3 separate regions of the Mus musculus genome follow, and all the other regions are linked to region 3. Evidence: chromatin loops called from intact Hi-C (ENCODE). Cell type or tissue: left cerebral cortex. All regions are shown on one strand. Region 1 has its middle 13 kb from the start of A230001M10Rik. Region 2 overlaps Trim33 (tripartite motif-containing 33). Region 3 overlaps Dennd2c (DENN/MADD domain containing 2C).

Evidence for each region. Peaks named below come from ENCODE experiments on the same cell type or tissue, not always from the same donor. Only the 100,000 strongest peaks of a DNase experiment are listed, where the experiment ranks them.
Region 1: it touches region 3 in a loop (5-fold over the local background); 4 of 42 quality-filtered maps call a loop at or near these places.
Region 2: it touches region 3 in a loop (2.1-fold over the local background); 2 of 42 quality-filtered maps call a loop at or near these places.

Annotation. Positions count from the first base shown.
Region 1 is chr3:102,248,034-102,250,533 of GRCm38, reverse strand. No RefSeq gene overlaps it. Among named protein-coding and RNA genes, the nearest start is that of A230001M10Rik, 13 kb to the left of the region's middle. In left cerebral cortex, a CTCF peak has its summit at 981 (motif pointing left); a DNase peak (open chromatin) is centred at 984.
Region 2 is chr3:103,331,790-103,334,289 of GRCm38, reverse strand. Trim33 (tripartite motif-containing 33) reads right to left here. Exons shown (of 20, transcript NM_053170.3): 11 at 2,483-2,500. Among named protein-coding and RNA genes, the nearest start is that of Trim33, 54 kb to the right of the region's middle. In left cerebral cortex, no CTCF peak of the experiment used is centred here; a DNase peak (open chromatin) is centred at 1,364.
Region 3 is chr3:103,168,686-103,171,185 of GRCm38, reverse strand. Dennd2c (DENN/MADD domain containing 2C) reads right to left here. Exons shown (of 19, transcript NM_001384113.1): 19 at 1,448-2,500. Among named protein-coding and RNA genes, the nearest start is that of Bcas2, 1.7 kb to the left of the region's middle. In left cerebral cortex, a CTCF peak has its summit at 1,195 (motif pointing right); DNase peaks (open chromatin) are centred at 325 and 1,212; H3K4me3 peaks cover 23 bases; H3K27ac peaks cover 114 bases.

The sequences.
Region 1 (2,500 bases), 920 kb after region 3:
AAGGCGGAGAGTGCAGAGATGTGTGGTTCCTGCTTCTACAAGAAGCAAGGAAGAATGCATGGGCCTAGATACAGGGAACAATAGAAGCCCAGATGCTGGGGCCAGGATGATGGAGCCTAGATGCTAGAGCCCAGATGATGGAGTCTGGATGATGGCACTCGGATGCTGGGGCCCAGTGCAACACCAGCAATTATCCTAGGAAAGGAAGAAGGATGCTATATTGGTTGCTTTTTTGTTGCTGTGATAAAACATCATTACCAAGAGCAGCTTATAGAAGAAAGAGTTTATTTGGGCTTAGGGAGCCAGAGGGAGAGTCCATAATGGTGGGCCAGGCGTGTCAGCAGGTGGCTGCAGCAGGCAGCAGAGACATCCCATCTTAGCTGCAAACATGAAGCAGAGAGGGTGAATGGGAAGTAGGGCGAGGCTAAAAACTCTCAAAACAGCCTCCAGCAGGGCCTCCCTCCCCCATCCAGACCTCCCCAAACTGCACCACCAAGTGAGGCTATTGGGGGGAGGGACATAGCTCATTCAAACCACATAGAGGGGTTGCTTCTGGGGAAGAGGATACAGGGATACCTGGCTCTGCGGGGATGGAGCGTCAACATACTTGTACCTGGCTCTGATGGGGAGAAGTGAACACTGACCAGGAGGGACAGTGGTTTGGAAGGGTGCAGTCTCTCTGTGCTCTGCACAAGTCTGCCTCTGACTGAGTCTTCAGTGTTTCATAGGACTCCTCACCCGAACTGCGGGCTGGACTAAAGTGTGGTCCCAGGTGGTCACTCAGAAGAGAATAGTCCTCACCTGTCTGTGCCAATAACCTTAGCCTCTTCCGGGGAGGCCTTTCACTAGCAGACTGTTAGCAGAATGACTGTGCCTTGGGCTTAGCTGCGACTTTCTCTTCCCTAATAAGAGAAGCAAGCAGAAAAAAAGCTGAGTGGACAGCTAATTCTAGACTGGGTTTGTGGTGCCATCTGGTGTAGAAGACGTGCCACTGCTTGGCCTGATGGCTGTCACAGAACCGTCTGTGTGTGAAGATTGCTTGAAATGCTTGCTAGAAATGAGCTGAGCTTCGGATGGGGCATTTAACTGCCTGGTATGGAATCTAAGTGTGTGGTTCTTCAAACATACAAGTGCTAAAGATCAAGCCTAGGGCCTTGTGCGCACTAATCAAGTGCTGTTCCACTAAGCTACACAAAGCTCCAATGTGTTTTTCTAGAAAACATTTCAGGTCTCAGGAGCATATGGTGAGGACCACAAATGAAGGACTGACTCTCCTAAGTGAGCCGTTCTGAGACACAGCACAAAATTCACCTGATTTTGAGACACATGGTGACTCTTTCTACACCTTTATCTTTAGGGGGGAAAATCTCCTGAATTTGATCTGGAAATACATGTACAAGTTAACATAGCCACTTCTGAATTTTAATCTTAGTATCTCAGCCCTAATGTCTACATAAGCCTTGTACTACCTAGGGTTCTCCAAAATGAACCAAGACAATGTCATAGGCATAGGAATAGATTTGCTAGGAGGAGGCAATGGCTCAGGGTTCTCTCTCTCTCTCTCTCTCTCTCTCTCTCTCCCTCCCTCCCTCCCTCCCTCCCTCTCTCTCTTTCTTCTTCCCACCCCTCCCCCAGCCATGAACACAGATACAGACATGGACACCCAGACACAAAAGTAAAAAGGGGAAGGGGGTGGGGAGGGAGGTGGTCCAGTGGTCTATGTACAAACCCTACCACCTGAGGTTTGGAGGTAAAGAACCTGCACACAGTGGCACACATATGTGACCCCAGCACTCCTATGGCGAGGTGGGAGAATGGGGACAGGATAATGTCCCCAACGCTTGGAACTAGGCTGAGGGATTCGTTACAAGCAAGTTGAAGGGCAAGGAGCGACCTGTGGTTGTCCTCTGACTTCTACAATCATGCCATGGCACAATGTGTCCCCCAGTATTAAAATAACAAAGAAGTGGGCTGGATAGAATGAAGAGGGAGATTGGGGGAGCTAGAAGAGAATACTAAAGGCTAGTGGGGATTTGGGTGAGTGATAGAAGAAATATAAGACAGGTATGGTCATGTCACTGTACCCACTCTTATTTATGATTAATACATACTAATAAAAACATTAGAAAGGAGCCTGGCAGTGGTGGTGCATGCCTTCATTCCCAGCACCCAGGAGTCAAAGGAAAGTGGACCTCTGAGTCTGAGGCCAGCCTGGTCTACAGAGCAAATTCCTGGACAGACAAAGCTATACAGTGAAATCTTGTCTTGAAAAAAACCAAAATATTAGCAACTTTCACCATGAGTGTTAGTCCTCCCACAGAGCACCAGGCACTTGGAGCACTCATCTTAGTGCTCCCTCATCTTTGGTAGTCACTCCACTACTGTTATTTGCCTATGTTTCTAGCACTGAGATTGGGAGAGGGGTGGGCAGGGAGAGAGAGCGAGTGAGAGAACAAGAGAGAGAGAGAGAGAGAGAGAGAGAGAGAGAGCCCTGAGCTTG
Region 2 (2,500 bases), 160 kb before region 3:
TTCCTTGGTTCTTGTTTTGTTTTGTTTTGTTTTCTTGTCCATTTGTTTTGTCCTATTCAGGTATATTTTTACCTTTATCTTAGAGAAATAACTTACACACAAAAATTGGTTATAGACCAGTGGTTCTCAAACTGTGGGCCGAGAGCCCTTTGGGGATTAAATGACATTTCATAATGGTTGCCTATCAGATATTCTGGATATCAGGTATTTAAATTAAAATTCATAACTAGCAAAATTTCAGTTATGTTTGGGGGTCAGCACAACATGAGGAGGTGTTTTAAAGGGTAGAAGGGGGAGAACCACTATTATAGAGAGAAGCTTGTATTACTATTATTTCCTTACAGGCAAAAAGTAGAAATTGAAATAGCCATCAACTAATACATGAAGACACATAGTACAGTCTAAGACTCTCAGCACTATCACCATAGATACAAAGTCAGAAACAGGCTTGGGGTGCCTGCCTTTAATCCTACCATGTGAGCGTGAAGTACAAAATTAGTCTGAGCCAGCCTGAGCTACACAGTGGACTCTAGACCAGACTACACTTCAAGTCCCTTTCTTCAAAAGAAGAAAAAAGAAAGAGAACTCTATACAATGAAATATTATGCAGCCATAGAAATAATTAAGTTATAATAGACATACCTATAGACTAAGTGAAGAAAGTGCAGGCATAAAAGGTCACATATTTTATGTACCAAAAAAAAAAAAAAAAAGTTCAGAGTATGACACAGGAGTCAGAATAAAAGAAAATAGGAAATGAAGCCAATGTTATATTTTTGAAACCATGAAAACACGGAGAATTAGAGGTGATAGCAGAACAAACTGGCAAACATACTAGAAACTACGACAGAACTAACTTTTCAGGTAATCTCTAACCATCTTTTTGGTGTTGCTATAGATAACGAAGAGTGTAAATTTATAAGCAACAGTATGAATCAACTTCCAATTAACACATGCATAAGAAAATGACTCACCACTTTTTCCTTATAAATAGCAATATTACATATTCTATCAAGTGATTTCAAGCATCAAAACACGTTGCTCAAGAAAGCAATTTGCTAATTATAAGGTAACTTACAAATATAACTTAACTTACATTTCAACAATTCTTCTATTCTATTCTATAGTCTAATACTCTCAGCACTGTTACCATTCCCTTAACAAAAAGAGAGGAGAAAAATATCAAGAAACTGTAATAGAGTAGAAGAATCACAGAAGTCAGTGGTTTCAAATAACTCTTAAGCTATAAAAACATCATTTAAAGCTCTCACGGGGGCTGGAGAGATGGCTCAGTGGTTAAGAGCACTGACTGTTCTTCCAGAGGTCCTGAGTTCAATCCCCAGCAACCACATGATGACTCACAACCATCTGTAATGGAATCCAACGCCCTGTTCTGGTGTGTCTGAAGACAGCAACAAGGTACTCATATACATAAAATAAAATAAAATCTTTAAAAAAAAAAAAAAAAGCTCTCACAAAGGCAAGTCTTGGTGGCACATGGCTTCTATCGTATCTCAGGAGGCAGAAAGAGGAAAGAGGACCTCAGTGACTATACAGCCAGCCAGGGATATGTAAAAACCTACCTCAGCAAAACAAAACAAGACTGTCCTACTATTTTAGCAACTTTACTGTTCTTTGCTGCCATGGAGACCTCCAACTCTACTAAGGGAAAATAACAGAATCCTCAAGACTTTATTTATATTTAAGAACATAATATTAATTCAAGTAAACTGGAAATGTCAAAAGACATGGAAGACACATATTATTAGGAAAATGTCTCAACTGTAAGAAATGAGAAACCTCAGAAGCACTTTGCAATTCATTCTCTTCTTCATCATTACTTCTTCCCTTTCAGTATTCATTCCAAAGTGCCTGATATTTAAACACAGCCATTCTCTACCCAAGTGCTTTATATGAGTGGACTCTCCTAACCTATGGATAAAAAAATAAGAGTAATAAAAGATGAGAAACACCCCCTCCCCAGCACAGCCGGGCATGGCAGCATAACGCCTTTAATCCCGGCACTCGGGAGGCAGAGGCAGGCGGATTTCTGAGTTCGAGGCCAGCCTGGTCTACAAAAGTGAGTTCCAGGACAGCCAGGGCTACAGAAACCCTGTCTCAGAGGGGAAAAAAAAAAAAAAAGAAAAAAAGATGAGAACCCATTTTGGTCCTGGGTCTCTTTTAGGCTACAAATTCTTATAATACGTATTATTTGACTGAGGCCTACCTTTGGAATGTGCTAAAAAGTGTGGAGACTTAGCATATCAACAAAGCTAATACTGGTCTATTATTGTACGTGTTTAGATACTCTTAACATGAATATTATTGTTTCAGGCACAGTAACTCTAAATTTTACATGTGTATCCTTTACTCTTCAGTAGGATCAAGGAAATATGGGTCCTGAAACTAAACAAAATCTGAAACACACATCTTCTTCAATTAAAATGAGATTTTAACTGACTTGCTTAGCTTAAATACAGACCTGTATAGGTGGGATATC
Region 3 (2,500 bases):
CTCAGGGGAGAGCTAGAAGCCCAGAAAAAGGGAAACTCACAGGAATATGCTAGGGTGACCATAAGACTTGAAGCAACAGGGGATATAGGACCTGAAATGGCCACCTCCTGGAACCAGGCAAGACTTCCAATGGATTGATGGGGACACCAATCTACCCACAAAACCAAAATTTGTCCTGCTTACAAGATGTGTGGGGATAAAGATGGACTAGAAACTGAGGGGATGATCAAGGCCCAACTTGAGACTCATCCCATGAGAGCAAGCCCACCCCTGACACTATTAATGTTTTGCTACACTTCCAGACAGGAGAGGCTTCGCCCAACAGCTGCTGGAAACAGATGGAAAGATCCACAGCCAAACATTAGGCAGAGCTCTGGGAATCTTGTGGAAGAAGGGGAGGAAGGAATGAAGGAACCAGAAGGGTCAAGGACACCACAAAAAAAGCCATACAGAATCAACTAACCTGGTCCCGCAGGGGTTCACAGAGACTGATCCACCAACCAAAGAGGCTGCAATGGACAGTCCTGGATCCTTACACACATGTAACAGATATGCAGCTTCTGTGGGACCCCTAACAGCTGGAGCAGGGGCTGTCTCTGACTCTGCCTTTGGACCCCCTTCCCCTAACTGGGCAGCCTTGTCTAGCCTCAACAGAAGATAGGCCTAGTCTTACTGCAACTTGCTATGCCAAGGCTGATATCCACGGGAGGCCTCCCCTTCTCTGAGGAGAAAGGGAGAAGATGGGGAAAGGAGAGAAGAGAGGGAGTAGGAGGATAGGTGGGAGGGAAGGCTGTGATCAGATAAAATAATGAGAAAATCTTGCTATTTTTTGTCTTTAGGGCCTATACAAAACCCAATCATTTTTGCCTTTAGGATTTGTGGTAATAAAATATTACTCCACGTTGCCTCTCAACCCCTCAGGCTGTAGTTAGCATACATTCTTTGTAAAATATCTTCCAGACTAAGAGGTAATGAAAAAAAGATTGTGAGACTATATAAGCTATCCAGTGTACGTTCAACCAAGAGCTTTGGAAAAGTTGATCTCGGTTATAATCCTGGTTAGTCTAAGCTGGATTTGAGTATTTACGAATTTACATTGTGTAAATGTGCTGTTTATGGGTTTATGTAAAGTGTGTGTGTTGTGATTTGATAACTGCCTCTCATACATAGGCTTAGGGATTTGAACACTCAGTCCCCAGCTGGTGGCGCTGTTGCAGAGGTTTAGTTACTTTTGCTCTCTGCTTTCAAGTTGCCCTTTGAAAATGTGAACTCTCCCGCTACTGCCTTCATGCTTCTCCACCTGAATTAACTCTCAGCCCTGGAATGTAAGCCAAGGCAAATGTTCTTCTTTAAGTTGCTTGGTCAATGTTCTATCACTGCAATAGAAAAGTAACCACTACACATCTTATGTGCATTTGTTTTAAATTCTCCAAGAGATCTGTGGGAATTTTTTTAAAATGCCTTTATCTGTAAACATTTGATAGAAATATTGAACAATTCTTTTTACAAACGTATTTAGAATTCACAACATTTACAAAAACAAATTACAACAAACTCAAGGAAAGGAAGCAGCTTTAGATCTTAAGAAGGTTAAGACTCTCCCAAAAGCAGTCTCCCTGCAGAGGGACAGTCATGATTGACCACAGTAAACCCTCCTTCCCCATCTTATAAACAACCAGTCATGAATTGTTCCATCGGGATTGGAGTGTAGGAAGAAGGAAAGGAGAGAGCTGTCTGGGAGGAGCTCCCCTGGGTGAGCTGCACTAACATTTGAAAGGACAGACTCAGTTCTCTTCCCTGGACCCATGTGTGGGAACTATATTGCACAGCACCAGTCTTAAATGGATTCATTCAGACACCCTAGTATGAGTGACAATGACAATACTATACAAGTCAGTGAGTTGTATCCCAGTACAACAAACAACACTTTCCAAGTCTGAATGAGTATTTTCCATGCCAGGTAAAGCAGTGGGCAAAGGTTACAGAAAACAACTGACATTTACCACAACATTTCTCACTTATCAATGAAAACTGTACCCTCACTGACAAACTCCCTTTCCCAGGTGCTACTCCTACTTTAGATTTTCAGCATCTGGTTGATGAAGAGGCTTAGGAAACACTAAAAACTCACACCGATGTAAAAATAACCAGTGTGGCAGAGCACACAAAAGGCCCTGGGTCCTATCCCCAGCAGCAGAAGAAGAAACAAAGGAACAAACCTTGTCTAGACCCCCATAGCTTAACGTCTCATCAGAGCCAAAAAGGAAGCTCTGGTGTGCTCCACAGAGAACTTTAAACATCACTATAAAGAGTTCATTTACAGCTGTAGGACTAACCAGCTTTGTATGTGTTCATAAGTCAAGTGTTTGGCTTAGTTCTTTCTTGTATATAACTGGCCAAATTCCTTAGCTTCTCTGAACTCCAGTTTCTTGTAGAATATCATGAAGCTGATCTAAAGCTTGAATAAGATGACATGTAGATTATCACAGTGCTGCAAATT